7 separate regions of the Mus musculus genome follow, and regions 2, 3, 4, 5, 6 and 7 are each linked to region 1. The links are chromatin loops, found by intact Hi-C in ENCODE. Cell type or tissue: heart. All regions are shown on one strand.

Region 1 (4,000 bases):
ACCCACAGTGATAAGCTGACCAAGCACGCAGTGCTCTCTACATACAGTTCTCTCTCAAAGGCTCCCTTGCAGCTAGGCTATTGCTTTGAGCTCTGTGGGCTCCCAAACAGACAGAGAGTAGCAAACACGTAATGATGAGTATCTACCAGCCTGAGACTGGAGTCAAGCATGTAAGGGGTGCAGAGTAGAGGCAGGTGGTGCTCCTGAAGGGTGGGGTTGGCTGGTCAGTCTTGTAACTAACTTATGGAAAACAGAGTGGAGTCACATCTCATCTGTGGACAGACAGCAATCGGTTCTCTCCGGTTCAATACACATTTCCCGGGCGCCTACTCTGCTCACCCTGCATTATGCACTAGGAAGTATAAGAAGAACATACAGAACAGGCTTCGGCCTCCATTTACCCATGTATATAAATACATACATATATCTCAGCTTAGTATATATGTGTGTGTGTATATCTATTTATGTAAGTTATAATTATATACACAACAATTATATATAAGTTTATTAAAGTATCCATATACATATTGCCATTTGATGCTCCCAGTAACCCACTAAAGATTATTGGCCCCCGCCTCCCATCTGCAAATAAAGAGTCTGCATCCAAGGCCACAGAAAGGACACAAACCCAGAATTAGAAAAGCTATAGTCGAGCCTCCGCCCAGCCTGCAGCCTCCGAAGCTTATTCTCCCCAGTGGACAAGACGCCTCTTCAGCTGTGTGGGTGAAGGGATGCACACAGGACACAGACAATGGCTGTGTCTCCCTCCATCCTCATGGTGGCACTCTGTGTGTGTTAACTCAGCCAAAGCAGCTACTATCTGAGGAAAGTCAGTGGTAGTTGGGGTGGCTGGGGAAGTTTTCTGGAAGTGTCACTGTGCCCTCTAATAGATTGGCTAGGTGAGTAGGTGAGACGCTATCAGATTTGCATGTATGGGGACAACCATTCTACTTTTTGTCCCCACAGACCCAGGGCTCAGTCCCAGTGACGCTAGACCTCATCATCCCCTTCCTGAGGCAGGAGAATTGCATCCTGGTAAGAAATCCTACCCTTACTCCTCACAGACCCCCAGCACAGAGTCCATTAAAGTGTTTGGTTTGCCCAAGTATTTTAAACTGGAATTAGCCATCACTAGTTATATGCTGTCTTAAAAACAAAACACTTATAGTTTGCCTTCCCATTAAAAAAAAAGAGGAAACTGAGTATTGCATGTCCACAGTGAGGTGTGGTGGCAAGGCCCAGCGCTCATTGGTGGCTGACTATTTCAGCTGGTCTGAGCTCTCCAGCCCAGGCCAGCTGTGGGAGCACCTGTGGTCTCACTGGCATGTGTATTAGACACAAAACTAGAGCTGCAGGAATTCCCAAGCCAGCGGGGACCCCTTCCCTGGGAGGAGGGGGTACGCTAGCTCACATGAGTGGGGCCCTGTGTCCTCAGGTGTGGAGGTCAGATGTCCATTTTGCCTGGAAGCACGTCTTGTGTCCTGATGGTGAGTTCTTGAGTGAGGAGGGGGGGAGCATGGGCACTCGAGAGATGGCTCGCCTTTACCTGCTTGATTCAGTCTCCCATAGACACCTCGGGCTCTTGATCCTGGCACTGCTGGCTCTCACCGCTCTAGTGGGTGTAGTTCTGGTCCTCCTCGGCCGGCGCCTACTGCCAGGTAAAATCACCTTTGGTCGTGGGAGATTCAGATGGTCCCAGCACTTTTTGACTGAGAGAGGGCCAAAGCACAGGCTGCTATGCTACTCTTAGGCCCCCTAGTGGGAAGGAATGGTTAAGGCAGGGCAAAGGGCTGTGGGTGCAGTTTGTCTGTGTACCACCATCCACCCTGCTGCAAAAGGCGGTGTTGGGGACGACAGGGCTATTTACTCTGCAGCCTGCTGTGCGTTAAAACCTTCACAGTTTCCTCAGCAGTTTGGGGAACTGACTCATTGCAATAAATCCTCATAAAGGACACATTGTGCATGCAGGACACCCTAGAATGTAGGCCAGAGTCCCCAAGGGGAGGGCTACGCTGGCTGTCCTCGCTACTCCCCCTCCTCTCCCAAGACGCCCCTTACCCTACTCAGCTGTTGCTCCGGTCCCTAGGCTCCGGTCGAACAAGGCCAGTTTTACTCCTACATGCAGCGGACTCAGAGGCACAGCGACGCCTGGTGGGAGCTTTGGCCGAACTGCTGCGGACGGCGCTGGGAGGTGGACGCGACGTGATCGTGGATCTCTGGGAAGGGACGCACGTAGCACGCATTGGACCACTGCCGTGGCTTTGGGCAGCGCGGGAGCGCGTGGCGCGGGAGCAGGGCACAGTGCTGCTCCTGTGGAACTGTGCGGGTCCCAGCACCGCCTGCAGCGGTGACCCGCAGGCTGCGTCCCTTCGCACCTTGTTGTGCGCTGCTCCACGTCCGCTGCTGCTCGCCTACTTCAGTCGCCTCTGCGCCAAAGGTGACATCCCCCGGCCGCTGCGCGCTCTGCCACGCTACCGCCTGCTTCGTGACCTGCCGCGCCTGCTGAGAGCACTGGATGCTCAGCCTGCCACCCTAGCCTCCAGCTGGAGTCACCTTGGGGCTAAGCGGTGCTTGAAAAACCGTCTGGAGCAGTGTCACCTGCTGGAACTTGAGGCTGCCAAAGATGACTACCAAGGCTCAACCAATAGTCCCTGTGGTTTCAGCTGTCTGTAGCCTCAGCCTGTGTAGCAACAGCAGGAACTCCAGAATGAGGCCTCACACATGTACTCTTTGGGGGTGCTTCTTGTCCCCCAAACCGTAAGACTCACCTTAAGTCCCACACTTGACCAACCTCCCTCACATTTGCTCCCTCTTAGAGTTCCTGAGAGGAACTTGGGCTTTCCTGATAGGTCCTCAGCCCTTTCTGAGAAGGAGGGACGATTTTTCCATTTCTTTTCAAAACTGAAAAAAAAAAAAAAAAAAAAAAAGACAACCATCTGCATCGAGCACTCCAGTTCAGGCTGGAGGGCTAGGCCAGGATTGGAAAGCAGGGCCTAAGTGTCAAGCGCTTGAAGGGGGTGGGGGCGGGGGGAGGTGCTCTGCTCGGCAGAGTTGAGAGAAACCCCGTCAGCCAGGAGTCCCTCACCTTCCCCAGAGGGAGGCCTCGTCCAGAGGTAGTTTGATTTGTTTGTTTGTTTGTTTGAGACTGAAGCCCACTGTGTAGCCCTTGATGGCCTGGAACAAAGAGGTTTATCTACCTGCCTCTGTCTCCGGAGTGCTAGGATTAGAAGCCTACATCACCCAATTGGTAAGAGAGATGAATAAAAGCAAACGTAGTAGACACATTAAGGAACAGTGTGCTGCTCTTGTGTGCCTGGGCCAGTCAGGAAGCCTGCCCTAAGCTTGTTCTAGAACAGCTCACCAGCCCAAGTCCTTTCATTCCCACAAGCATTGCCTGTGAAAGGCAAGGGGGACCCAGTGCCTCCTGGATCCTCTCCTCACTATGATTCTTCCAAGAGCAAAGGAAAACCGGAAGCTAGGCAGCATGGCCATCGCTCTCCTCCAGTGCCAGCAACAGCTCGACAGAACTCAGCCCAGTAAGGGGTCTCCCGGGCCTCACTGCCCCTCCGTCTCCCCTGAACCTGGGCCAGGCAGTGGGGAGCTCACTTTCTGGTGCCCTTTGACAGCAGCCCGTTGTCTTCAGAGCTCCTGTTTCACGAGGGTCACTGTCACTGAGACCCAGGGAAGAACCTGAGCATAGTAAGAGGGGACCCAGTGGACCTTAGGATCCCAGGGTCATACAGGAAGTGGAAACACCCGGCATGCCACAAGCCTGGGGTCTTTCTGACCAGATCGATCAGAATCTTTGTTTTTTGGTGAGATCCGGGGTAGGAGTTCCTTTACACAGTAGTGAGTCCAGCTGTGCTGCCTTCCCAGGGCTCCTCCCAGCCAGGTACCAGCCAAGGAGGAGGAGGAGAAGCCACCACCCAGGTCCAAAGCTGCTGGCTCCTAAGCCTGGAGTTGGTGGGAGGGACGGGACAGGGCGGGGCGGGAACAGCCA
Region 2 (4,000 bases), 92 kb before region 1:
CAAAGACAACCCCTGAGACGGAGAGAAGAGACAGGGCACTTCTTTCCCCGCCATGGATAACTGAGATCTAGAATTTGAGGTTATTAAGCAAACTACTCATATTTCAAAATGCCTGTTCTTCTCTGTGATTTTCTCACATGAATTTAACCGGAGGTCTACATTCTGATTCACTTCTGCTGCCGCCCAAGCTAGTCACAAACGGTTTGGCATGGTAGTCCTGGGGAAATCTGCTGCTGCTGGGTTTTTTGGTGGTGGTGAACAAGACTCCCAGCTAACCTTTATGTCACACTCCAAGGCACCCGGTGGTTCTGTCTATGCAACTGACTGTATCACAGTGCATCTCAGAAAGTTCCCAGGCAACTTCAGGGGCCACACGTGGGCGGTGTCCACCTACAGTCGGATAGCATCCTTGGCTAACGGTAAGCTGAACTGAGAGCTAACTATTCTGTCATGATTCCCATGTGGGTCTCTCTTCCCATCCATCCCTGGGCCTCAGCAGAGAGGGAACCTAAGGATCCATCCCATAACTTGACACAATGTCTCTAGTGGATGCCCCCCATGGACAATCACCTGGGTTTCAGCTTCCAGTACACGCAGTCTCCGGCTTGCAGAGGACAGCAGAGTCTCAAGCTCCAGCTGCAGGGTGTCCAGCTCCTCAATGCCAATGCCATCGTCCTCGGAGCGGGCCAGCACTGCCGTGTAGCGGGGACAGACCTTCAGGTGGTCCACAGACTTGAAGTCATGAAACTGCAGTGGACAGTCCTTCAGCTCGCTCATGGCCCAGGAGGTGGGACCCTGTAAAATTAGAGGGGAGAAGGCCATTGGATAGGAGACAAAGTAGCATGGGGAGAGAGACCCAACAGAGCCCTGACTGTACCCCAAGCTAGGTTGACTTCACTGAATTATGCACATAACCTTAAAAGGGGGGCCTTTTGCCATGCTTTTCATTCATTCATTCATTCATTCATTCATTCAACATAATTTCTCTGTATAACAACTCTGGCTGGCCTGGAATGAACTCTATAGACCAGGCTGGCCTTCAATTCAGAGATCACCTGCCTCTACTGGGATTAAAGGCGTGTGCCACCACTGCCTGGTTTCTTTCTTTTGACAAAGAAAGGAAAAAGACTCCAGAAGAGTATGTACACATGCCTAGACTCCTAACTGCAATTTATTGTCTTTTTTTGTTTTGGTAGCACTGAAGGGTCTCACACATCTCCAGACCCTACCTCACCCCCATTTTGGGGTGGGGGAGACAAAAATCTCATTATGTAGTCTTGAGTGGCCTGATACTCATTTGCTACATAGATCAGGATTCATAGAGCTCCCCCTCCCGACCCCCACCCCAGAAAGCACCTGCCTCTGAGTGCTGGGATAAAGATATGCACTCAGGTTGGTCTCAAACTAGCTATGTAGCCAAGGTTTTGTCTCCACCTCCCAAGAGATGGAATTTTAGGCATGTACCACACCTGATTTATACAAGCGCTTGTTCATTCTAGGCACAAATTCTCCAAACTTAATTATGTTACAGTTACATCCAGCCCCCCCCCCCTTTCATGAATTCCAGGCCTTGAACTTATGATCCACCTGCTTTAGCCTCCCAAGTCACTAGGTGTACAAACCTGCATGATTAGGCCGGCCTCCTAGTTGCAATTTGAACCGCAGAAGTCTGGAATCTGCAGCATTAAGGAAGAGGAGATACTAGTGTGCCCTGTCTTCCTATGTCCTCTGTTTCCCTACGTTGGGTCGTTTCTAGCATTCTATTTGACAGGGTTCTCCCTGCCTCCTCTTGTCTCACTCCATTCCACCTCTGCACCTTCTCTGTGTCCCTGGCTAGTTTGGAACACAGGCTGGTCAGGTGAACAGAACTAAGTTCCAGCCCATTTTCTTATGTGCGTTTCTAAACATGTTATTTAACCTGAATCTCCGGTTTTTGTTTGTTTGTTTGTTTGTTTTTCTTTTTTCCAGGACAAAAGATGATGCCTCAGTCTATTTCCCCATTAAGAAGTATAAATCTGTAAAATGGGGGCATCGAGAATTACCTACCTCCCTGGAATGTTCTGAGGATTAAGAGGTGATGCTCGTCAAGTGCCCAGTTCAGTGCCTGGCACAGAAGTGGGACTGCTTAATGGCTGGCTCCACCTGTGTGTCGCCCCAAGATCCCGCCTCCAGGGTCCTCGTCCTCTAGGGAGCCCCTAACACAACCCCCGCCTCTCCTACCTCCTCTCTGCGGCCTCCTACAGGCCCTGGGCCGCAGGAGGGGGCGGGGAGTTCAGGGCGATCGGAGCAACTGCTCCGGAACTGGCTATGGGCGGGCCCCCTGCAGTTGACGCGAGGGCGGGGACGGCCAGCCCAAGGTGGCCTGTAGGGCCGGGGTGGGGGTGGGGGTCTAAGGCCACCTACGAATCTCCGGGAGGTGGAATGCTAGGCCTGAGGAGTCCCGGGCTAGGAAGCAGCCCGGGGCTGGGGTGGGGCCCAGAGCCCAAATCTCAAGGGACTGGCTACCCGGCCGAACCCTACGGTTGCAAATGGGAGGAGCCCGGAGAGGATAGGGGAGCACCACCGGAAGAAACGTTTCTCCGGTTCGGCCTGTCCTAATTTGGTGCCCAACCTGAGGTCGGGCTGTACTATTGTCACACGGGGGGAGGCTACAACCAAAGCGACAAGCACTAAAGGCGCTGGCGGAATATGTGTAGCGATCCAAGGGGACTCGACCGCTACTGTCTCATAGCAGGTCTTCTACAAGTCCCAGAGGTCCCAGTGTGAAATCGCCCCGGAGATCTGAATATCTCTCGGCTCTCCCTCCCCGGTCCTACCCGAGATGGTCCAGCCCGGAAGTGCTGTCGGAGACTGCGGCTGCGCCTCTCTCGAAAGGGCAGGCGTCGCGGGTCCGGGCACTTCCGCACTTCCGCTTTCCGGCCCAGACAGCGCCCGCGATGGTGAGAGACCAGGGGTTGGGGTCCTCCCTGTGTTTTGCCTGTAGAGGCTGTGGGTCTGGGGGAGATGCTGCTTGCCGCTAGGGCTTGCGGCCCGAGGTTGCCCCGGGATGAGGAGGCACGGGGAGGATGGAGAGGCAAAGGGTGGGGCGAGGGCCGAGGCGAGGAGGAAGGGGCGAGCCAGGAGGCTCTCTGAGCAAGAGCAGGCCCGGAAGCTTCCAGGTTGGGAATCCCGGGCTAGAATGACCTCTCCCCGATGTTCGGAGGGGGCAGGAGACCGGGCTGCGAAGCCCGTGGTGGTGGCTTGCAGCTGAGGTAGGACCGCTCTGCGGGGCCTCCTCTCCGTCCACGGTAGAGGTTGGCTAAGTACAACCCCCTGTCCCTGCCTGCCTTCGCGGTCTCACGGGACCTCGAGGCAAGTGTCCACTTCATCTTCTTACTTCTTGGCGCTTCCTGGAAGCCTTGCCTTCCAGCTCCCAATGAAGGTTCTGTGTTGCTTGCCTGCATTCAGACTCCTTCCTAGATGTGCAGAACCGTGTTGACCTTAACGTGTGTAAATGTTGATGGCCGCTGGTCCTCCTCTTTCATGCTCGGGTTTGGGATCTGTGGGTGCTCCGTGCAGTTGTTCTCCGAAAGGTCCCAGGCTTCCCACTACTTTCTCTGGTCAGCCCTTGACGACCTGAGTTCTAAAGGCTGGACTGCTTGTTGCACGCCCGGGAATGCTCTCAGGGAAGAGACTTTGAAATTAGACCCTCTTTTTCAAAAGTCACTTTTTAAAGCTTGCTCCAGTGTTAGTCCTAACTGGTTTCATTCCTTAGCGTGAAAGCCATTTCCTGCTGACTGAGTTTTGACTTTGCGTTTTTAAGCATTCAAGTTTATTGTACAATTTCTTCAAGCCACTAAAGGGTAACTATCACAGGGCTGGTCATCTAAAATTTAGTTTTCTTTCAATGAACCTTGACAAAATAATCAGGTAGCCACAATCGAGGTAGAGAAAAGAATATTCTATCACTTTCCCAACGGTACTTGTCACCGCACACAACTAATTTTGCCTTTCCGGTTTT
Region 3 (4,000 bases), 82 kb before region 1:
AGGACCTTTGGAAGAGCAGTCAGTGCTCCTACCTGCTGAGCCATCTCACCAGCCCTCTGACACTCGATTTTGAACTGGGTTCAGTTGCTTGTGTCCAGCAGGTGCACAAGTGCACACTTACCCATGCTCTACCTCCTCCCCCCACCCCAGCACCACACCCAGTGGATTGCTGGCTCAGGAGAAAATGGTAGAAGCCAATTGGAAGCCTGTGAGTGGGGAAAAGATGTGACAAGGAGGTGTCCCTACGGAGCTAATTTTATCTTATCTTTCCCTTCCCCGATGACTTCCCTCCCTAGGGATATGACATCAGCTTTCTCATCACCAACTTCCACACGGAGCAGATGTACAAACACAAGCTGGTGGACTTTGTAATCCACTTCATGGAGGAGATCGACAAGGAGATCAGTGAGATGAAGCTGTCGGTCAATGCCCGGGCTCGTATCGTAGCTGAGGAGTTCCTCAAGAATGTGAGTAGAGCCCCCCTCCCCTCGTGATGCCATTGCGGAAGAAGCTATGGGTTCTGGAATGTGGTGGCACTGCCAAGATAGTCCTGAGTCTCCTCAGACCCCGAGCACAAGGCCAGAGACTTCACCCTAGAGAATCAGAAGGCATTTTCTTTCTATTTCTCCAAGACTGGGAGGGAAGTCACTGGTGGAAATTCTAGTTCTATACAGTCTCTATCTGTCCTAGTTCAAACCCCCAAGTAAGGAAGATAAAGTGCCTTGTGACTCTTCTGAGACCAAAGGACAGCCCACTTCTCAAACAGTCTTCAATATTTGTCTTCAGGGTCTGTTTTCAGGCTCACTACTGTGGTTTCTCAGTGTGTTTCCCATTCCTCGTGGCTTGTGGCCATCTAACTAACTGAAAGACATGCAGTGCTCAGCAGAGGACAGATTGTTTACACTGTGGAGCTGGTAGCATAGTTTTGTCTAGAGATTCAGGGCATGCCCTTGCCTTTCTAACAATCTCCAGTTTGTTGATGTATCCCACTCAGGGCTGGCTGATTCTCCATGGTAAAGTTAGTGTTTATTCCTACTTGTGCATGCAGACCCAGCCCAGGGGAGCACAGAAGCCTAAAAGTGGAAATGACCCCCACTTCCCCTGGGGTTTAATTATCCTGTGGGTGGCCAGCACACAAGGCAGTGTTGTTTATACTCATAAATCAGACCAAGTGTGGGCCTGGCTCCCTGGTTCCAGGGCCCTCCCTGAACCGCTCAGCGAAGCCTGGTTACTTTGCTGTGGCACGAGAGTGCTGCTAATACACACCTTTCAGGGAACTGAGCATTACGACCACAGAGTGCTAAATACGGTGATAGGAAAATACTTACTTAACTGCATGAATAAACATTCTAAAATATTTTTAGAAAACATAGAGCCTGTCTATGTTGAGGGCTTTCTAACATTCAAAGATGCAGTAGCAATAGATGAATACAATTTTTTTTTAAAGAATAAAATTGTCATCTTTAAATGCAAGTTCTAGAAAATATAGGGTTTTTGTTTTGGAAGGGGTTGGTTTTTCCTTTGTTTGGTTTTGTTTTTTTCAACCCAGAGTTTCTCTGCAGCCCTGGCTTTCCTGGAACTCTCTGTAGGCAAGGCTGGCCTTGAACTCAGAGATCTGCCTGTCTTTGTCTCCCAAGTGCTGGACTAAGGAGTGTGCACCCATACTTGGCAAGAAGAAAGTTTTAATGGGCTTTAATTTTAATTTTAATTTTTTTACTTTTAATAAGAATGTTGTTTTTGAATGTTTATCAGCTAGTTCTGATTGTTTATTTCTGCATTTATTTTTCTTTGAGATAGCATTACATTCTACAGCACAGGCTGGCCTCAAGCTCACTGCACCCTTCTTGCCTCGGCCTCTGAAGTGCTAGGACTACATGTCTGAGCCACTATAACTGGCTTTCTGATTGTTAAAAAGCAAGATTGGCTAAGGGAATAAAGGCTCTTGTTAACCTTGGTTTTTAAATAAATAAAGAATGAATGAATGAATGAATGAATGAATGAATGAATGAATAAATATCACAGAGTAATTGCTACATAAACTTCCAGGTATGGAAATGCCAGTTTCAGCACAGTTCATAAAGGCCTCAAGGTTCATTTGACTAAGGGGAGATAGTGCTTGTCCCACTTTAGTATTTGGCTTAAATTACTCAATCACTTAAAATTTGTGTGTGTGTGAGGAGAGACAGACAGACAGACAGAGAGACCACCGACCACAGATCCAGAACAGGGTATCCAGTCCCCTGAAGCTGGAGCTGTAGGAGCTGATATTGATGCTGGGAACTGACCCTCTGGAGGACCAGAGGGAGCACTGCTTACTAAGCCGTTTCTCCAGCCCCTAGAACTTAATATTTATTGTCTTAGGCTCTGGAAGTGAAGTTGCCTAGCCAATGTCCAACTAGTAACTGGAAGAAGGGGAATGCAAAGCGGGATTTCTGGTTTAAGCATCTACAATGCGGTCATAGCATCTGGTGGCACTGCAGTCTCTCAGCAGGTGGTGCGTGTGGCCATGGAGGCTCAGCACCTCATGAGTACACTTCCTCTGAAAAGGGCTGCCATCAGACAGCTGCAGCCTCTTACTGCATCATTGTCCTGCTTTTTCTTCTGCGGTTTGGAGTTGAATTGAGCTGAGGGCTTTGCGTGTTCTGCCCAAGCCCTGCAGCTGGTCTCTGTCCCCAGCTTGCTTTTTATTTATATTTTGCATTCAAATCTCACCGTGTAGTCCCAGGAGTCCTCGAATTTGCAGTCATCTCGCCTGAACCTCTGTAGCTGGGATTTGCAGGCTTATATGGCCAGGTCAGAACAAATTGTTCACATAAACCCCCAAATTTGGATTTCATAGTGGCATCTGTTGTCTTCATAGTTAGCAACTAATTCATAGCTTTGAACATCATGTGGCCCAGTCTTGGGCTATGCTCAGTCATTGAGCAGTCCCTGGTTTACAGTGTCCAGGGTTGCTCTTGGCACCATGGGGCTACCTGAAGGCAAAAGGCATTTTCTTCCTCTTTCCTTCCCCATCTCTTCCTGGGAGGAAGGCAGGAAAACAAGTAGCCTAGGCTGCCCCTGAATTCTCTTTGGCTGAGGATGGCCTTGAATTCCTGATATGTGTGCCTCTACTTTCCTGGGTGCTAAGATTGTGTGTACTGCCACGGGGATCAGAAAGCTCTTCTAGGGCCTGCTCTGGCTTGACAGTTACCCAAAGTTTAACATAAAGGTAACCTAAACCCTTGTCCCTCTCTCCTTGACTCCCTGAGCCCTGTAGCCTCTCACATATGGGCCTTATCTAAAGCAGCTTCAGTTGCTAGGCAAGCTACAGGGAAGCCCTTAGCACTTAATTTTTTCTGCTCTAATTTTGTGTTTCAGGCTAGTGTCTTCAGATCACTGCTAAAGTCCGGCCAGGTTAAGAGCTCATAGGGTGCTAGAAATGATTTGGTGGCTCAGGGCACTTGTTGCTCTTTTGGAGGACCTGGGTTTGGTTCATAAAGTGCCAAAGGCTGATCCAGCTCTCAGAGACCCGAACAGCAGCAGCTCACCAGGATGTAATAACCCCACACTCATTGCCTGTCATTCTCTTTGACAGTTTTAAAACATCTAGCTGGATCTCGCAGCCTTCCCCTCGGCCTCCCTGTGTCTCTGCGTCTGCAAAGGTGTCCTGGAGTCACTCCCCGGAGCAGCGGTGCAGCAGCAGCAGCCGGAAGCTGGGTTGGGTGGGCATTGGATGTGGGAGGTGGGTGTGGTGTGCTTGCTAGCTGTGCAGAAAGGCAGCAGTGGGCCTGCCCCATAGCCACATGTGTCTGCTCTGGCTAGTTTCTGATGCTCAGTCCCCTGGACCGGGACAGACTTTTTTTTTAAACGTCTTGAAACCTAAACTCTGTGCTTGTAGAAGACTGTAACCTTTTTGTCTTTTTTTTTTTTTTTTTAAACAAACAAAAAAACCAACCTCCAGCTCCAGTGGCTGTGACTGGCCCCAGTGATTGTACCTTATTGGTCGCTGTGGTCTGGG
Region 4 (4,000 bases), 430 kb before region 1:
CAGTGGGGATAGCTTATTTCGTTGTCCCAATAAGAAATGGAGATTGGGTGTCATCCTTGCACAGGGGCCATGCTAATCTTCTCTGTATCGTTCCAATTTTAGTATATGTGCTGCCGAAGCAAGAGAGGTGGAACAACAATATGAACTAACCACTACCCCCGGAGCTCTAGCTGCATATGTATCAGAGGATGGCCTAGTCGGCCATCATTGGAAAGAGAGGCCCCTTGGTATTGCAAACTTTATATGCCTCAGTACAGGGGAACACCAGAGCCAAGAAGTGGGAGTGGGTGGGTAGGGGAGTGGGGGGGGGGAGGGTATGGGGGACTTTTGGGATTTGAAATGTAAATGAAGAAAATACCTAAATAAATAAATAAAAGAAACACACACACCCACACACACACACAAAGAAAGAAAGAAATAGAGATTGGAAAGTCAGGATTGTCTAAGGTACAGGATTGTCCAGTGGCAGAATGTGTGCTCATCATACACAAAAGCTCTGGTTTGATCCCTGGCAGCAGAAAAGAGAGTGAAGAATGAAAAGTAAGAAGAGAAGAGGAAAACCATACATAGAAACAGAAAAACAGGGTCAAATATATAGGACAGAAAAAACACTGAGGGATCTTTGAGTTTTGCTTCAGTTGCTGTAATAACACAGTGACTTGGGGAGGAAACAGCTTATTTCATTTAAAGCTCATTGTCTATCACTGAGAGAAGCTAAGGCAGAAACTCAAGGAGGAAAGCTGGAGTCAGGAACTGAAGCAGAGGCCACGGAAGAGTGCTGCTTACTGGTCTACTACTCTCCATGTACTGCTCGGTCTGCTTTCTTATACAGCCCAAGCCTAGCTGTGCAGGGGTAGCGCCACCTACAGTGGTTTGAACTCATCCAACATCAATCATTAATCAAGAAAATGAGTCCAAAGAGGTGCTATAGGCCAGTCTGATGGAGGCAATTCCCCAACTGAGGGTCCCTCTTCCCAAAAGATTCTAGTTTGTTCCATATTAACAAAAACCCTATCAGCACAGGGGAAGAGGAGCTAGTGGAAATTAGACCCTGTCTCAAAACAGGCTCTTTAGGCTTGGCTTCCTCACATAGTAAGCAGCAAAAACAGCGCAAAGAGTAAAAGTAGGAGCTACCAGGCCTCTCATGACCCACACTTGGAACCAGTCATGACATATTGCCACAATGCCACATTCTAGAGATCCAAATCAAATCCAGAGGTCAAAGCAAGCCATAAGCCCAGCCCAGGCAATGCCCCTTGTTAAGAGCAAGGATACCAGAATTGTTGGAAGCTATTTTTGTAGAACCTTTATAACACTTCAATGAATATCCACAGCCACTTATGAGACAGTCACCATTTCACTCCCTATTGTATAAGTAAGGGAAACTCAGACTGGATTGACTAAATAGCCCCCTGACGCAGGCATCATATCTGGGAGTGGCTCTTCACTGCTGCAGAGTTCCCCTTTACTTTCAAAGTAGAGGGCAATGGTTAGATGGCTAGAACCCAGTGTTCCTTCTTCTCTGAGAGAGATAGGAAAGCAAAGTACTGAAGAGTTCAGATGCTGGAGTGCAAATCACTTTGGTTTGTAATTCAGTGCTGGTTTTAATTCATTGTCACCATGACTTGGGCTAATTAGCCTCAGTTTCACCACCTTAATAATGGGGTTGATAATGTACAGTTAAAACAATGGTGAGATAAGACCCTGCCTGGACACATGCAGCCAGCTCTTTTTTCTCATGGGATCTACATTCATTGACTCAGTCAGAAAGAAAGGATGTTTTCAAATAACACCTGTACTACACACATACAGACTACTTACATAGAATTTACATTCTATTAGTTATAAGACAATCTAGGGATGCCTTAAAGTATACAAGCAGATATTCACAAGTCAGTAGTATGCCACTTTATATAGAAACTTCAGTATCTTTGAATTTGGGAATCTATTGAGGCACTTGAAATGAATCTACTACCACACCTAAGAACTTTCTACTATTGTTAACTTGAGTGTCCTAATTATTTGCCTTGAATCAAGCAGTGTACTTCAGCCTCAAGACCACTGTGTCAAGAGTTCCTGTGGCCTACTGACACTCTATGGACACTGCCTCAGTCAGCTTTGCCTCTGACCCCAATTCTGCTGCAGTGACTACTCCCAAGGAACTCTGTCACGAGGTTGACCCCATGTCTGCTCTTTCGTTGCACTGCGTATCCCTGTTGCAGCTATCTACTCTCTGTGCTGGAGCCCTGGTGGCCATCCGTGTTTACTTACACCGCTTCCTTTACCAGTCTCTTTCAGCTCGGACTGGACAACTGGAAGAGGAAATGGAAGTTTCCAGGTTAGCTCATTTGCTGCATTTGTCGTGCTTTGAAATAGCCAAAATGCTCCAGCGTGAGGAACCACTAGGTGGCAGGGCTGCTTCACTGCCTGCCTCATCGCTTTCTTTATTCCTTTATTGTCTATACATCAACTGCAGCAAAAATACAGTTTCTTTAAAACGAATCAGTTGCTTTTAAATCAACTTGCTTACTGCTACGCAACTGCTGAAAAACTAAGAAAACTCACATACTTTGCTCTGAATATCCACTGTGATGTCACTAATTCCTTTCGGAGCTCTCACAGAGGTCAGATTACTGCAGAAGTTTTACTGCCTTCGGCTTAAAAAGGCGTGGGAAAAGCAAATAAACCAGTGCCTGTTGAGCACACGGCCAGAGCTGATTGTTTTCCCTCTAGTTGTCAACGCCCAGCAGGACAAAGATCTTTAGGTTAAGGTTCATGGACTATTAGGCTGTTGTTTCATTCATAGGATTGTGGCCCCATCTCTCCTTTCCCAGAAGGTCGCTTCGGAGGAGATGGAATTTCAGCTGCTTCCTGAGACAGAAGCAGGTGCAGGCACATCCTTCCTTCAGTTACGTCCCCACAGGAATCCAACCCGTCAGGTGGGAACTCTTAACAAAATGGACTAGGAGGGACAGAGAAGGGAGGAGATGTGGAGCGAAGGCCAAGAATGCTAATAAAGCCCTTGTCTTACAGCACCAAGGACGGAGAACTGCTGTAGACAGTTGGCGGGATGAGACATACAGCTAGGTGTGGTAGTGCACATTTGCAATTCCATTACCTGGGAGGCCAAAGCAGGAAGGTCACGGGTTCTAGGGCAACCAGTGCTACTTAGTGAGACTGCAAAAATAAACAGACAAGTTTTTAACATATATATCATTTAGAGTTAAATGTAAAATTAAGATACAAATCCTTGGGGGCTGTAGCTGGAAGGACAGAAGGGAGAGGCAAACTAGCAAAAAGGAAAAGTTAAAGTCAACTTAGGTAACACAGCACAGTCGATAGAAAATATGGAAAACCAAACCAGCAAGGTATAACATTCATAAACAAGGAAACGTTATTTTGAGGCATGAAGGTAATAAGAAAATAAAACTAAGCTAAACCACCCAACCAAACAACAACCCTGAAAACACAAAGACCTAGTAATCCTTGTGTCTACACAACAGATGGAGGCACTAGGTAATAGAGTAAGCGGTACTGTGTGGTTTCCTAACCACCATCTTGTTGTACCTTAAGAATGGGCTCGGGTGAGAGATCGCTTGGAAGCTAAAGTCCTCGCTACTCAAGCCTCACAACCTGAGTTCAACCCCTGGAATAAGCAACTCTACAAAATGATCCCCAGGCCTCCAAACAAGCCAGAACACGCACACACCACCTCCACCACCTCCACCATCACCTCCACCACCTCCACCATCACCTCCACCACCTCCACCACCACCTCCACCATCACCACCACCTCCACCACCACCTCCACCATCACCACCATCACCACCACCACCACCACCACCACCACCATCAGAGAATGACAGAATGGGTGAAGGGCTAGTAAGATGGTTCATGGGGCAGAGTGCTTGCCAAGCAAGTCTAGTAACATGAGTTCAATCCCTGAACCTACAAAAAAGGGGAAGGAGAAATTGAAAGGAAATAAAACTTGAGAACTGTG
Region 5 (4,000 bases), 300 kb before region 1:
CAAAGACGCAAGACAGTCTCTGCCCTTGGCAGATGTCCAGGGTGTAGGAAGCATGAGAAGGAGAGGGGTAACCCCTAAGTCCCCACCTCTGTGCCCCCTCTCCACAGCCACCAACCCTGACAATGGGCCTGAGAAGTCTATGCTGTACAAAACAGGCCAGGCTCGAGGGGCCAGTCACCAGTGAGATATCCCAGTAGGGAAGAGGCCAGGCCAGCCTCAGGCTGGAACTAGCTTCCTCCTCCCACAGCCTCCAGAGCCCGTGTCTCCCCCTCAGACTCTGAGGTGATGAAGGACTACCAGCAGCAGGAAGGAAGACCCTATCCTTTCCCCCTCAGCACGGCTCAGATTCTTTTGAGAGCTGGGTGCAGGCTTGAATGAGGGAGGCAGAGGAGGCCCCGTTGGGGGGCTGGTGGCACCTGGAGCTTTGTGGCAGATGTGGTGGGACCATCATCAGCGAATAAAAATAAAGTAGGAAAGAGTCTGGCCCTCCTGGGGCAGTGTGTTGAGTAAGTCTCTTTAGGCGATCAGGACCGGCAGGCAAGGACGCAGCAGGCAGCCCTGCACACTGAAGGGGTCCAAGGAGATTGCGCGGCAGAGCGTCCTTTCCCTGGGGATCCCCAGGGACCTCCAGCTAGTCTACACAGGAGAGAAGGAAACCGAGGGACCAAAGAGGGAGGCCCAGGCTCCACTAGGTCCAATGGAGGCGGGGCCAGACTCAGGATCTCAAGGGCTCTGCCTTCTTGCCAGGCTGCCACCTAGCCCCTGCCTCTCTTCAGAGCCCGGAGGAGGTCCGTGTGCAGCCAGTTCAAGATTTGGGTCTGGAGCTTGAACGCAGGAATGAGAGGGCAGCAGACGGGATATGCTGAGGTCAGGCCAACTCCTGGGCTATAAAATCCCGGCTTTCAGGGTCCCTGTGTGTGAGCAACAGGGCATGGTAGGACTCCCCAGCCAGACACATCACCTCCTGGCCGCAGCACGGAACTTACTGTAGTGCCCACGAAATCTGTGGGAGGAAGGGAGGGGAGGGGAGAAAGAGAGAGGGGGAAGGGGAGGGAGAGGAAGAGGGAGAATGTTAGAGCCTGTGAGGTCCCAGCTGCCCCCTCAGCCACTCCCCAAGACACAAATGGCCAGAAGTGACTAGAACCAAGTCCTTGAATGACAGGTCAGCCTTAAGCACACCATGTAACCCATTAGCTGTCATGTGTGAAATAAAGACCCTCTCCCACTCCACAGGGCCATTCTGAAAGGTCATAGCAAATGCCTTTGACTTGGAACTGGCCTACAGTGTCCACCTCCATGAAGCAGTTAAGGATGCAGATGGGTGGAGCTCCCCACATCACTGGTGTGGGGAGTTTTATTGGGCAGGAAGGGGTTGTTTTTAACTCTCTTGTATCCTAGGCTGGCTTTGAATTTACAAGGTAGCAGAGGCTAGCCTTGATCTGATTCTCCTGCCTATGCCTTCAGAGTACGAAGCTTACAGGTATACACTACCATGACTGGCCTCCCATATCATTTTAACAATGAGCTGTAGCTGGGAAAGTTGGCTCCCATCTTAATCTTAACTCTTAACAGGAGGCTGAGTGAAGCATAAGGCTTGCCACAGGTATGGGGGCAACCTGGGCTACACAGTAAGTTCCAGTGTATCCTAGTCTACAAAGCAGAGCCATGTCTTTCAAGTAAATGAACTTGTGAGGGAGCCATGTGGGAACAGGAGAGAGACACTGAATGGACCCATCCACTGAGAGGTTCATCCATCCATTGCCAGGGTAGCATCAGAGAATCCACATAGGCTTAGCCTTGCACTTCTGGAAGTTGCCACCAGGGGGTAGGTCCTGACCTCAAACCAAGACCAAAGAACCTACATGATGGGAGGGATCTGTCAGAGCTTTTAAGGTCAGATTAGCAGAGAAATGTCCCAGGAAGCTAATAAAAGGGGACAGAAAACCTCTAGCCTGGCTGAGCTGTAAGATAAGTAGCGTGTTGTAGAACCTTGGCCTCACTGAGCTCTAAGATAGGTAGTGTGTTGTCGGACCTTGGTTCTGGACTCGAACCTGCGTTCAAGCCCTGACTTCACTACTTAGATGACTTGGAGCAAGCTCTCCCTCTGTGTGCACACCATCCCCTGCCCCACCCTTGTTCTCACCTGTAACCCGGTGTTCATAATGCCTGCCTGCAGAGGCCTGTTAGAGCTGACCGCTTTGAGCATCCCCCAAGTACTAGACCCTGCTAGCCGCTTTGCATACAGAAACTTTCCCCTCAACCTGACAGTCCTGGGAGACGGATCTGTTCTCATCACCCTGGTTTTATGAAGTATGGGAAACTGAAACTCGAGGGCAAGTAATTCCTAGGCTTAACCCGCTTCTACTCTAGTCTGTGCTCACCATTCAAGAAGACTTTAAGCACAACACTGAGGTCTCCTGCTAGATGAGTAGACACGCAGCTGTGTATGTTATCATTTAAGCTCATTGTATGGTGAGCAGAGACCGTAAGAAATGACTGTAAGGAGTGGACAAGCTAAGCATAGGTTGAACCGCGGGAACCACTGCTCTGAGACTCAGTCTAAGGACCGTGTGCCCATACACACAAGCATCCACCACAATGCCTCTCTCAGAACTGGGGGTAGGCTGACATTAGGGTCAGAAGACTCTGCTTGACCTCAGCCCTTTGGAGGCTATCTGGCACTGTTATTATATTTTATTTCTGAAGACCCCAAGGGAAAAAACTTGTGAATGTGTGTGTGGAGGTAGAAGAAAGATATTCACTGTAGTGTCATCAGGAAACCTCAGACCTTCCCTAATAGAAGAAGAATAAAATAAACCACCATTCAACCCGTGCGATGACGTGTGTGGGTACCAATCCGCTTAAAAGCAGTTACCTCTGAGAGTCTGGCTTTCTGTGTAAATTGTTTCCTGTTGTTTTGAGACAGGATCTTGATATGTGGCTCAGGCTGACCTTGAGATCATAATTCTCCAATGCCAGCCACAAGAGAACAGGGGTTATGCAGGTATGCATGACTGAAATTGTTTGTTTTTCTTTTTAATTAAATGAAATTTATTATTCATGTCTGTGGAAGACATGTGAGGTTGTGTGAGATCAGAGTACAGCCTGGGGGTCGGTTCTCTCCTTCCACAACGGGGTCTAGGCTTCAAACTCAATTATCAGGGTTTCATAACAAGCCATCTTGATGGCCCTAAATTATTTCCTTGTTGTATTTTACTGTTACTTGATATATGTAATATGTAATACACCAGTTATACAGCATGATGTAATAAATTTGTGAATGGTACCATTCAAAGCTGTAGCTGTTGATAATTTGCATATAGCACAAGCCCCAGTCTCACACCCTAGGTTCCTCCCCTTCAGACCCAATCCCAGATGACCACCCTCCCAGCTTCTGTACTTATCTTTTTTAAGGTTACTTTTGTCAGGCGTGGTGGCACATGCCTTTAATCCCAGCACTTGGGAGGCAGAGGCAGGTGGATTTCTGAGTTTGAGGCCAGCCTGGTCTACAGAGTGAGTTCCAGGACAGCCAGGGCTACACAGAGAAACCCTGTCTCAACAAAAAAACAAAAAACAACCAAACAAAAAAAGATTATTATTAAAATTTTATTTATGTGTGTATCTCTGTGTTGGTGTAAGTCACATGTGTTCACACAGATGCTTGTGGCAGCCAGAAGAGGGCTTTGGCTCCCCAGGGTCTAGAGTCAACAGACAGCTGTGAGATGCCCAACCTGGGTGCTAGGAACCAAACTCATGTCCTCTAGAAGAACTGCACATGCTTTTCACCATTGAGCTCTCTCTCCAGCCCCATTATTTCTTTGTTTTTAATATATATTAAATACATTGGTTATAAATGAAAATATATTAAGTATATATTAAATAAATGTAATATATTTAAATATATTATATTTTAATGTATCATTATATATTATATTAAAACAAATTATATATGTTATATAATATATATGTATATATGTGTATATATATGTATGTATATACA
Region 6 (4,000 bases), 140 kb before region 1:
TAAAATGTGTATACTGCCATTATTGAGAACCTTAAGAAAAGCAAGCATAATGTACTTTGCCAGTCAGTGTGTGCCTCCATCTCACCTTACGAATGCTGGCCTTACAGATGTGAACCTCTACATCTGGCATTTTACATGAGTTCTGAGAATTGAGCTCAGGTAATCAGGTTTATGCTGACTACCTGCTAGGCCATCACCCAAGCTCTTGCAGCTTTGTAGGCCATGGGTGAGAGCACTTCTTGAATAAAGCTAAAGTGCTCAAATGGGCATTCCCCCAGAGCAAGGGTCCCTAGCACCTGCTTCAGAGCCCAGCTAATAGGAGGTGCTAAGAGGACATTTATGGGGGCAGAACTCAGGCCTTACCTGTTTCTTTCACATCCAACTGTCCACTGACTCCTAGAGGACAGTAAATAAGGAAGAGGTGCCTAGGAAAGCACTGGGGTGGAGCATCTTACACAAGCCTGAGGACAACAACTGACTGGGGATATCTGCTCTTCCCTCCACACTCCCACAGGTCCAGAAGCAGAGACTCACCTGAGGAAGTTGGGCCTGGGGTACCGTGCCCGCTATGTACGTGCCAGTGCCAAAGCCATCCTCGAAGAGCAAGGTGGGCCAGCTTGGCTGCAGCAGCTTCGAGTGGCCCCTTATGAAGAGGCCCACAAGGCCCTCTGCACCCTGCCCGGGGTGGGCGCCAAGGTGAGGGTCCAGAGAGGTAGGACACGCCCTTTTTACCCACACTGAGCGTACGAGAGGTAGAAACAAGGCCCAGCTGAGAATCCAGGGAGACCCGGCTTCTGGAGAAAGCACAGGAAGGACAAGGGAATAGCAGAGTGCAGAGAGTATAGAAGAGGCTGCCCTTTGGATAAATCTTTAGAAAGGGCCTTTGTGCGGGTACATTATGTGCACTGCTGTTTGTATGTAGAAGTTTTCAGAGGGAAGAGGCGGAAAGTTAATACTGGTTACCTTTGGGGAGACAGATGGAAAGATGTTTCTATTTTACCTTCTCTTCTCTTCTCTTCTCTTCTCTTCTCTTCTCTTCTCTTCTCTTCTCTTCTCTTTTCATTACATGTGCTTACAGAATGTTTTGTTGATGTCAATAGATCTATCAGACTATTAGAATTTATAATTTATCTTTATTTTTTATACTCCTCTGTGTCTTTTTTTCTTTTATTTTTTGTTGTTGTTGTTGTTTTTGGTTTTTCGAGACAGGGTTTCTCTGTGTAGCCCTGGCTGGGCTGTCCTGGAACTCACTCTGTAGACCAGGATGGCCTCTCCTCTGTGTCTTAAAATGAATTTTCAGGAGCTGGCTAGATGATGCAGAGGTTAAGATCACTCACTGCTCTTTCAGAGGACCTGAGTTTAATTCCTAGCACCCCCTTGTCAGGTGGCTTACAACAACTACCTGTAACTCCAGTTCCACGGGATCTTATGCCCTTTTCTAGTCTCCATGGGAACCTGTAAGCACATGGCATGTGCATACTCTGTTGTTACAGACGGTTGTAAGTCATCAGGCAGATGTTGAGAATTGAACCCAGGTCTTCTGGAAGAGCAGGCAGTAGTCTTGTTTTAATTGCTAAAGATTTATTTATTTATTATATGTAAGTACACTGTAGCTGTCTTCAGACGCACCAGAAGAGGGCATCAGATCTCTGTTACAGGTGGTTGTGAGCCACCACGTGGTTGCTGGGATTTGAACTTCGGACCTTTGGAAGAGCAGGCGGGTGCTCTTACCCCCTGAGCCATCTCACCAGCCCCATTGACTTAAAGAATTTTTAAGGGATTGGCATTACATTTGACATTGCCTAGTTTCACTGCGTGATTTTGTCCAAGACACTTGAGAGCCCCAGTTTCCTTATCTGAGGAGAGTGTGGTCATACCTTCTCCCCAGGTTGTATGAGTGTACGGCCCACACAGATGTCCACTCAGGAACAAGTCTTCTTGGAGCTATTTTTAGAAGTAATGGGTAATTACTGCATACTGACTGAGAGTGCAGAATAGTGCTGCCTTAGCGGAAGGAGGAAGCGGATAGCTTTGGATGCTGGCCAAATCCGCCATTCCTCCACAACAGTTCTCTCTTTGTCAAAGGTGGCTGACTGCATCTGCTTAATGGCCCTTGACAAACCCCAGGCTGTGCCCGTGGATGTCCATGTATGGCAGATTGCCCATCGTGACTACGGCTGGCATCCTAAGACATCCCAGGCTAAGGGCCCGAGCCCTTTGGCCAACAAAGAACTGGGTGAGGAGTGTGATGCTGGGGCGTTGGGCTGAGGTTGGAGAGCCTGTCATTCTTAACCATCTCCCCACAGTTCCCATCTCTGTGCATGGAGGGCACGTGTGTGGCTCAATTAATGTAGTTTCCTCACTTCTAATTTAGGAAACTTTTTCCGGAATCTGTGGGGACCTTATGCTGGCTGGGCCCAAGCAGTAAGTATACCTAGTCCAGACCCTAAAGGACTTTCCCTCACCCTGCCTGACCCCTGGACTCTTCAGCTACCTGTTCTCATAACTCCCACCACCCCCATTGACCCCAGTCCTGACCTCAGCATGCCCTGTTTCCCATAGACTCCTTATGCCCCCTCCCATAGGTGCTGTTCAGTGCTGACCTTCGCCAACCAAGCCTGTCTCGGGAGCCACCAGCAAAGCGCAAAAAGGGATCTAAGAGGCCAGAGGGCTAGGTAGGGCTCAGGGGCAAAAGGTCTTTTTTCCTTTGTTCTCCATTTCTTTCCCTTGTCTCTCCCCCCCCCCCAACCCCCGACCCCTAAGTCTCAAGTCAGAAAGACTTAACACTCCCACCTCAGAGGCCAGAACCCCAAATCAAAGTCAGTTTTTACAATAGGGAAAAAGGAAGCTATTTGAGCAAACGGAACTGTCTTGTTTTATCTTCCCTTTATTACAAGAAGGAACAATAAAATAGAAACATTTGTATGGAAAACGCAGTGAAGAGTGAGAGGGGAGGGGTGAAGAGGTGTGGGGTCAGAAACTCCCCAGATCTGGAGTGAGGAGGAAGCAGGCTGCCTCCAACCCCTCTCATGAAAGAAACCCTGACTTCCTTGATGTTCAATCCATGGCCCTAGAGCTTGGGGGTGGTGCAGGGGGCAGTTCCGAGCCTGGTTCCACACAGCAGTCTCGGCAGCAGCAGCCAGCTGCTGGCCCTGTGTAGAGGGAAAGGGTAAGGGTGGCTGTAGAGCCGGCTCCAGCTCCAGCCTTGTTCTTCCTCATGGACCACCTATGCCCTTCCACGAGACCCTGGTTCTTACCACCAGCTGTTGGTGTCAGCAGCTCCCCGTGGCTGCCAGTCTGCCCCTGCCCCTCCTGACTGGTTCCCAGCTGCAGCTTCCTCATGTGCCGAACCACAGCAGTGGCATTGAAAGCTTGCTGTGGAAAGAGGGGAGGGACACTGAAAGGACGCCTAAAGGGCTTAGGGTCGGCAACAGGAGGCTCCCCGACTCTGTAAGGTGTTACTGAACGATATTCAGCTATACATACAGCACATATATAAAATGCATACAAAGGGACACAAAACTATAATTCATGTAACCAACATTCATGTGTCTACACAGCTCTGAGCATGTTGCCTGGTTATTCATTCATTAAATCCTCACACCATCTTCTGAGGCAGCACTTTCATGTTGTTTCCCTTTTTAGACAGTTTTACTACGTATTGTGCCTCTGCCTCCAGCGTGCTGAGATTACAGGCATATGTGTGCTACCTACCAGGAACGACAAGCACTGTTTTTGTTTGCGACGGGGTCTCACTATGTAGCACTGGCTGTCCTGACTCCCAAGTGCTGGGATTAAAGGTGTGTGTCACTACACCTGGCTTTGGCAAGCACTATTAATATCATTAGTTTCTTTTAACATGGGTTCTCGTGTAGCCTGGCTATCCTCCATTCTACCTCGTATCTCCTGAGGCCTGGGATTGTAGGCTCTACCACCACTGTGCCCAGTCTTGTATGATGCTAGTGAGCCAAACTAGGGTTTCATGCACACTAGGCAAGCA
Region 7 (4,000 bases), 130 kb before region 1:
CTCCTCCGCCTCCTCCTCCTCCTCCTTGCCACCCTAGCCTCTCGGAAATCAGGTTTCCGGCAGCCTGGGCTTCCAGCAATATCTCAGCCACGTTTTTAAATAGCTCCTTCTCACTGTTACCAAGGCAACATCAGCCACAGCTGGAACTCCCCAGACCTAGCCCTCCTGACTCCCTGTCTGTGTCCCAGCAGCCGGAAAACTGATCTCACCTGTCTGTCCCCTCCTGGAGGGGACCTATCTTGGACCTTTCCCTAGACAGCTCTGTGTCATCTTACAAGAAAGGGTGGGTTCTCTCCCCATGTATCATGTGAGAAATCTCGGAAACTGAGGTTGGAGATGGATAGAATGAGTCCAGAGTTGCCCAAGAGAGTCCCAGCTAAGCTTGCTAAGGACAAAGGGTGTCATGTGTTGGTCCAGTAGGAGACTACTAGACTGGGGGAATCATTCAGAAAAGTCAACATCTCAGAATCAACTGAGTTTGAAGCCAGAACAGAGCCCCTCATGCCCTAGAGCTCTGGGAAAGCAACCTCCTGGTTCCTTTGGGAAGAATGAAGAGAAGGCACCCTGACCAGAACTGAGAGTCCACTCCTTGAGTGGGACCTTGTTCCCAGAGCATTGGCCAGCATCCCAGGTTTTCTGATGAAAGAGGCAATGGTAAATCCATGTAAAGTCAAACCCACATGGATGCCAGCACTAATGACCCTCACAGTTCCACACCCTGCAGCAGACACCACTCCACATCAGCAGTACATGAATCTTGAGTCCAGACACCTTCCTGCTAGATCCATCACACTGCACACCACGTCACCTGGTTGTGCACATATGCCCAGCATCAACACACGTTCATATACACCACTCACACCTACCTGTCCATCCAAAACACCCAGACCCTACACTGCAGTACTGATTCCATGCACACACGAACAAGGTGGCATCCGTTCCCACATACCAGACATAGCAACTTAGTCCTGTCTATGCCCTCCAACTCCTCAGCCCAGAGCCCTACACAGCAAACCAAGCCTTAACAATCTGCCTAACTAAACCCCCTCAGAGGAAGACCAAACCTCCCCTGAACTCTACCCCGCAAGCCAGACAGCAGTGTGTGTGTATCCTTGAACACCATATGCAACAACAAAAATGAATTCCCAGATACCTTTACACAACTGAAGCACATTCCTGCTTCAGGGAACCCCTCACATGCCCTCCCCGATCTACTCTTCCAAATGCCCACGCCCTTCCATGGTCAGGCCTAGCGCTTGGACATACACCACACACACACAGACCCTTCCCCACCCTTTTCTGATATCCAGGCAATATCCATGGAGGTCACCTAGCACCTAAAGGGCCTGGGACGGGAGGTGGGAGAGAAAGGCCCAGCCCTGTTCCGTCTGTCTGTCCAGGGGCCAGGCGCCCCTCCCACCCTTGGGCTTCAGTATCTTGTGGCTGGAGCGCCCCGCTGCACAGAGCCGGGGCAACCCTCAGTTGTACCTGCGGCTGCCCCGCCTCGGGGCTGGCTGCGAGGGCCGAGGTGGCTGGTGCGGAGCTCCCGCCGCGTCTGTGCCTGGTCAGTTTGCCTGCTCAGTCGCTGGCGCTCGGCTGGGGCTCGGCTCCCTCGGCCCGCCTGCGGCTCTGATGTCAATGGAGGAGGAGCCTGCGGCAGAGGACCTGGGGACTAGGGACGAGCACTCTCGGACTGGAGAAGTGGGCCCAGTTGTTCTGTTACAGGCCCTATAGCATGCTTATGTGCCCTTTGGTCGTCAGCAGGAGACAAGTGAGAGCCACAGATGGTCTTGAAATCAGCACTTAGTTAGAAGCAGATGATTTTTGAACCAATATTTATGAGATGCCAGAGGCTGGCCAGCTTGAACCTGGCATTGTTTTCAAAACAGTTCTGGGACCTGCCTTAGAGTTCTTAGTCTCCTTCTCCTCCTCTCCTCACCTTCCATTTAAAAGGAGCTGGACCTATGCAAGACTCAGAAGACTAGTAAGGGGCTGATGAAAAGCTGTAAGGTCCCATTTAATAGGCAGATAAACTGAGGACCTACACCAGCAAAACAGAGCTAAGGCTTCTATCCCACACACTTTCAGGTACTGCTCAAAGAGACTAGGGAAGAGAAGTGGAAGGGGGAGATGCAGTTAAATCTGGATCCTTAAGGAAGCAAGCCAAAGAGGACCAAAGTGCCATGTGACCGTGGCTGGGAGCCAGGGTGGGGAGGGTGGAGCATATCCCTTCCTGGGGCTCTAGGCTTGGGGCCAAGGGACCTGACCCGACTTGGTTTATGCAAGGCTCTTTGGGACTAAATTGAGCTCAGACTAGAAGGGGAATCAACTGGCAGGAATTAGAGGTAGGTCTGCCCTGGAGCCAGGCAAAGGACGCAACCTGGCCTGTCTAGGGCAGCTCTCCCTCCTGAGTTCAACCTCTGTTTCTCCCAGTTTGGCCCTCCTCTGTCCTGGAGTGGTCAGGCCTCAGAAGACTAAGCTAAGATGCTAGAAAGGTTTTGAAGTCAACCACCTCCCTTTCTGCTCTCCCTTTCTGAGCCTCAGTTTCTTCCCTGAGACATGGACTTATTAACGACTGACTCTAAGTTTTCTTGAGAGTTCTGTGTAGTGGGTGTGCAAGTACTTAGAACACTAGTTCAAAACAAGCTGGTGTGGTGTCTGACACAATCTTAGCACTTCAGAAGCAGAGATAGGTGCATTGTGAAATGTTCTAAGCAAGCCGGTGGTGAGGTTCTCCTTCAAGGGGAGGAGGAAGAAAAGACAAAACAGGAGGATTCGGGGATGGTTCAGTGGGCGAGCGGCTCAAGGACAAGACCTGAGTTCAAATACTCAGAGCCTGTGTAAGAAGCTGGAGGGGGCTGTGTGCCTCTGTAACCCCAGAACTGAGGGGGAGCATGCCACCAGCCTAGCCCCAGGTTCAGAGAGGGGTGCTGTACAAGGGAGTAAGGTGGGGAGTGATAGATCAAGACATTTGACATCCTCCTCTGGCTGCCATAGACTTGCACACTCACATACACAAGTACATAAACAAAACAAAGTAAAACATGAGAAAAAGATTTCATATAAACCAGGGCTCACAGGAAAAGCAAGATTTGACGAGGGTCAGAGACTAAGAGGTGTTTTCTTCCCTCACATCTCAGAATCTCAGATTCCTAACCCACTTCTGACCTAGGACCACACCTCTAGTCTCCTCACCACCCATTCAACATACTATTGAGCCAGGGAGTTGTGTCAGTACAGTTTTGTGTTTATCTCTATGACAACACTACTGGGTGATAGTGTCCCTCTGAAGACTAGTACAACTTTTTAAAAAGATTTCTTTACTTTTTTATTTATGTATGTGACCCTGCCATTTTATATGTGAACCGTGCTCACGCAGGAGCCCTTGAAAGCTGGGAGAGTGTATCTGATCATCTGAAACAGGAATTACAAGTGATTGTGAGCCACCGCGTGGGTTACTGAAAACCAAACCTGGATCCTCTGCAAGAGCAGCAACTGCTCTTAACTACTGAGCCACCTGGCCAGTCTCTGCTTACACACCTTTTCTGGTCTTACTCTTTGCATGCTTTTAAAGCTTTTCTGGGGGCATTCAGGTATTCTCACTTTTAGAAAGTCTGTGTGTGTGTGTGTGTGTGTGTGTGTGTGTGTGTGTGTGTGTGTGTGAGAGAGAGAGAGAGAGAGAGAGAGAGAGAGAGAGAGTATGAGACTGTGTGAATGTGTGTGTGTGTGAGAGAGAGAGAGTGTATGAGACTGTGTGAATGTGTGTGTGTGTGTGAGAGAGAGAGAGAGAGAGTGTATGAGACTGTGTGAATGTGTGTGAGAGTGTGTGAGTGTGTGTGTGTGAGAGAGAGAGTGTGTGTGTGAGTGTGTGAGAGAGAGAGAGTGTGTGTGAGTGTGTGTGTGTTTGTGTGTGTGTGTGTCTATGCCTATACATGCCGAGACCAGAGGACAACTTCAGGAGTTGATTCTCTCCTTTTACCATTTCCGTTTTTTCCAGAGA

Evidence for each region. Hi-C counts contacts between places; a loop is a spot of excess contacts. Peaks named below come from ENCODE experiments on the same cell type or tissue, not always from the same donor. Only the 100,000 strongest peaks of a DNase experiment are listed, where the experiment ranks them.
Region 2: it touches region 1 in a loop (2.0-fold over the local background); 2 of 42 quality-filtered maps call a loop at or near these places.
Region 3: it touches region 1 in a loop (2.3-fold over the local background); 2 of 42 quality-filtered maps call a loop at or near these places.
Region 4: it touches region 1 in a loop (11-fold over the local background); 2 of 42 quality-filtered maps call a loop at or near these places.
Region 5: it touches region 1 in a loop (9-fold over the local background); 3 of 42 quality-filtered maps call a loop at or near these places.
Region 6: it touches region 1 in a loop (2.2-fold over the local background); 5 of 42 quality-filtered maps call a loop at or near these places.
Region 7: it touches region 1 in a loop (2.1-fold over the local background); 5 of 42 quality-filtered maps call a loop at or near these places.

What each region holds. Positions count from the first base shown.
Region 1 is chr6:113,467,471-113,471,470 of GRCm38, forward strand. Il17re (interleukin 17 receptor E) reads left to right here. Exons shown (of 15, transcript NM_145826.6): 12 at 967-1,035; 13 at 1,436-1,487; 14 at 1,560-1,658; 15 at 2,087-3,288. The coding sequence ends at 2,673. It overlaps Il17rc (interleukin 17 receptor C), which reads left to right and starts at 3,985. Exons shown (of 18, transcript NM_178942.1): 1 at 3,985-4,000. Gm52872 (a long non-coding RNA gene) reads right to left here and starts at 2,134. Exons shown (of 2, transcript XR_003956348.1): 1 at 2,059-2,134; 2 at 483-1,709. In heart, CTCF peaks have their summits at 1,798 (motif pointing left) and 2,135; DNase peaks (open chromatin) are centred at 1,661, 2,161 and 3,991; H3K4me3 peaks cover 1,605 bases; H3K27ac peaks cover 1,356 bases; H3K27me3 peaks cover 2,621 bases.
Region 2 is chr6:113,375,270-113,379,269 of GRCm38, forward strand. It overlaps Tada3 (transcriptional adaptor 3), which reads right to left and starts at 2,569. Exons shown (of 10, transcript NM_001372392.1): 1 at 2,047-2,569; 2 at 1,623-1,676; 3 at 571-795. The coding sequence starts at 1,628. Arpc4 (actin related protein 2/3 complex, subunit 4) reads left to right here and starts at 2,844. Exons shown (of 6, transcript NM_026552.3): 1 at 2,844-2,939. The coding sequence starts at 2,937. In heart, a CTCF peak has its summit at 2,245; DNase peaks (open chromatin) are centred at 2,422 and 2,872; H3K4me3 peaks cover 2,713 bases; H3K27ac peaks cover 2,633 bases.
Region 3 is chr6:113,385,194-113,389,193 of GRCm38, forward strand. It overlaps Arpc4 (actin related protein 2/3 complex, subunit 4), which reads left to right. Exons shown (of 6, transcript NM_026552.3): 5 at 297-467; 6 at 3,578-4,000. The coding sequence ends at 3,583. Among named protein-coding and RNA genes, the nearest start is that of Ttll3, 5.3 kb to the right of the region's middle. In heart, no CTCF peak of the experiment used is centred here; no DNase peak of the experiment used is centred here.
Region 4 is chr6:113,035,813-113,039,812 of GRCm38, forward strand. It overlaps the pseudogene Gm23244. Among named protein-coding and RNA genes, the nearest start is that of Gm43868, 8.4 kb to the right of the region's middle. In heart, no CTCF peak of the experiment used is centred here; a DNase peak (open chromatin) is centred at 2,279; H3K4me3 peaks cover 858 bases; H3K27ac peaks cover 219 bases; H3K27me3 peaks cover 267 bases.
Region 5 is chr6:113,170,956-113,174,955 of GRCm38, forward strand. It overlaps Lhfpl4 (lipoma HMGIC fusion partner-like protein 4), which reads right to left. Exons shown (of 4, transcript NM_177763.3): 4 at 1-1,003. The coding sequence ends at 903. Among named protein-coding and RNA genes, the nearest start is that of Lhfpl4, 22 kb to the right of the region's middle. In heart, a CTCF peak has its summit at 1,808 (motif pointing right); a DNase peak (open chromatin) is centred at 1,816; H3K27ac peaks cover 596 bases.
Region 6 is chr6:113,331,257-113,335,256 of GRCm38, forward strand. Ogg1 (8-oxoguanine DNA-glycosylase 1) reads left to right here. Exons shown (of 7, transcript NM_010957.4): 4 at 515-696; 5 at 2,086-2,236; 6 at 2,375-2,424; 7 at 2,586-2,932. The coding sequence ends at 2,675. Camk1 (calcium/calmodulin-dependent protein kinase I) reads right to left here. Exons shown (of 12, transcript NM_133926.2): 11 at 3,258-3,375; 12 at 2,868-3,152. The coding sequence ends at 3,058. Among named protein-coding and RNA genes, the nearest start is that of Ogg1, 6.3 kb to the left of the region's middle. In heart, a CTCF peak has its summit at 1,650 (motif pointing right); DNase peaks (open chromatin) are centred at 665, 1,995 and 3,135; H3K27ac peaks cover 507 bases.
Region 7 is chr6:113,342,348-113,346,347 of GRCm38, forward strand. Camk1 (calcium/calmodulin-dependent protein kinase I) reads right to left here and starts at 1,575. Exons shown (of 12, transcript NM_133926.2): 1 at 1,489-1,575. In heart, no CTCF peak of the experiment used is centred here; DNase peaks (open chromatin) are centred at 164, 1,644 and 2,224; H3K4me3 peaks cover 2,158 bases; H3K27ac peaks cover 2,041 bases.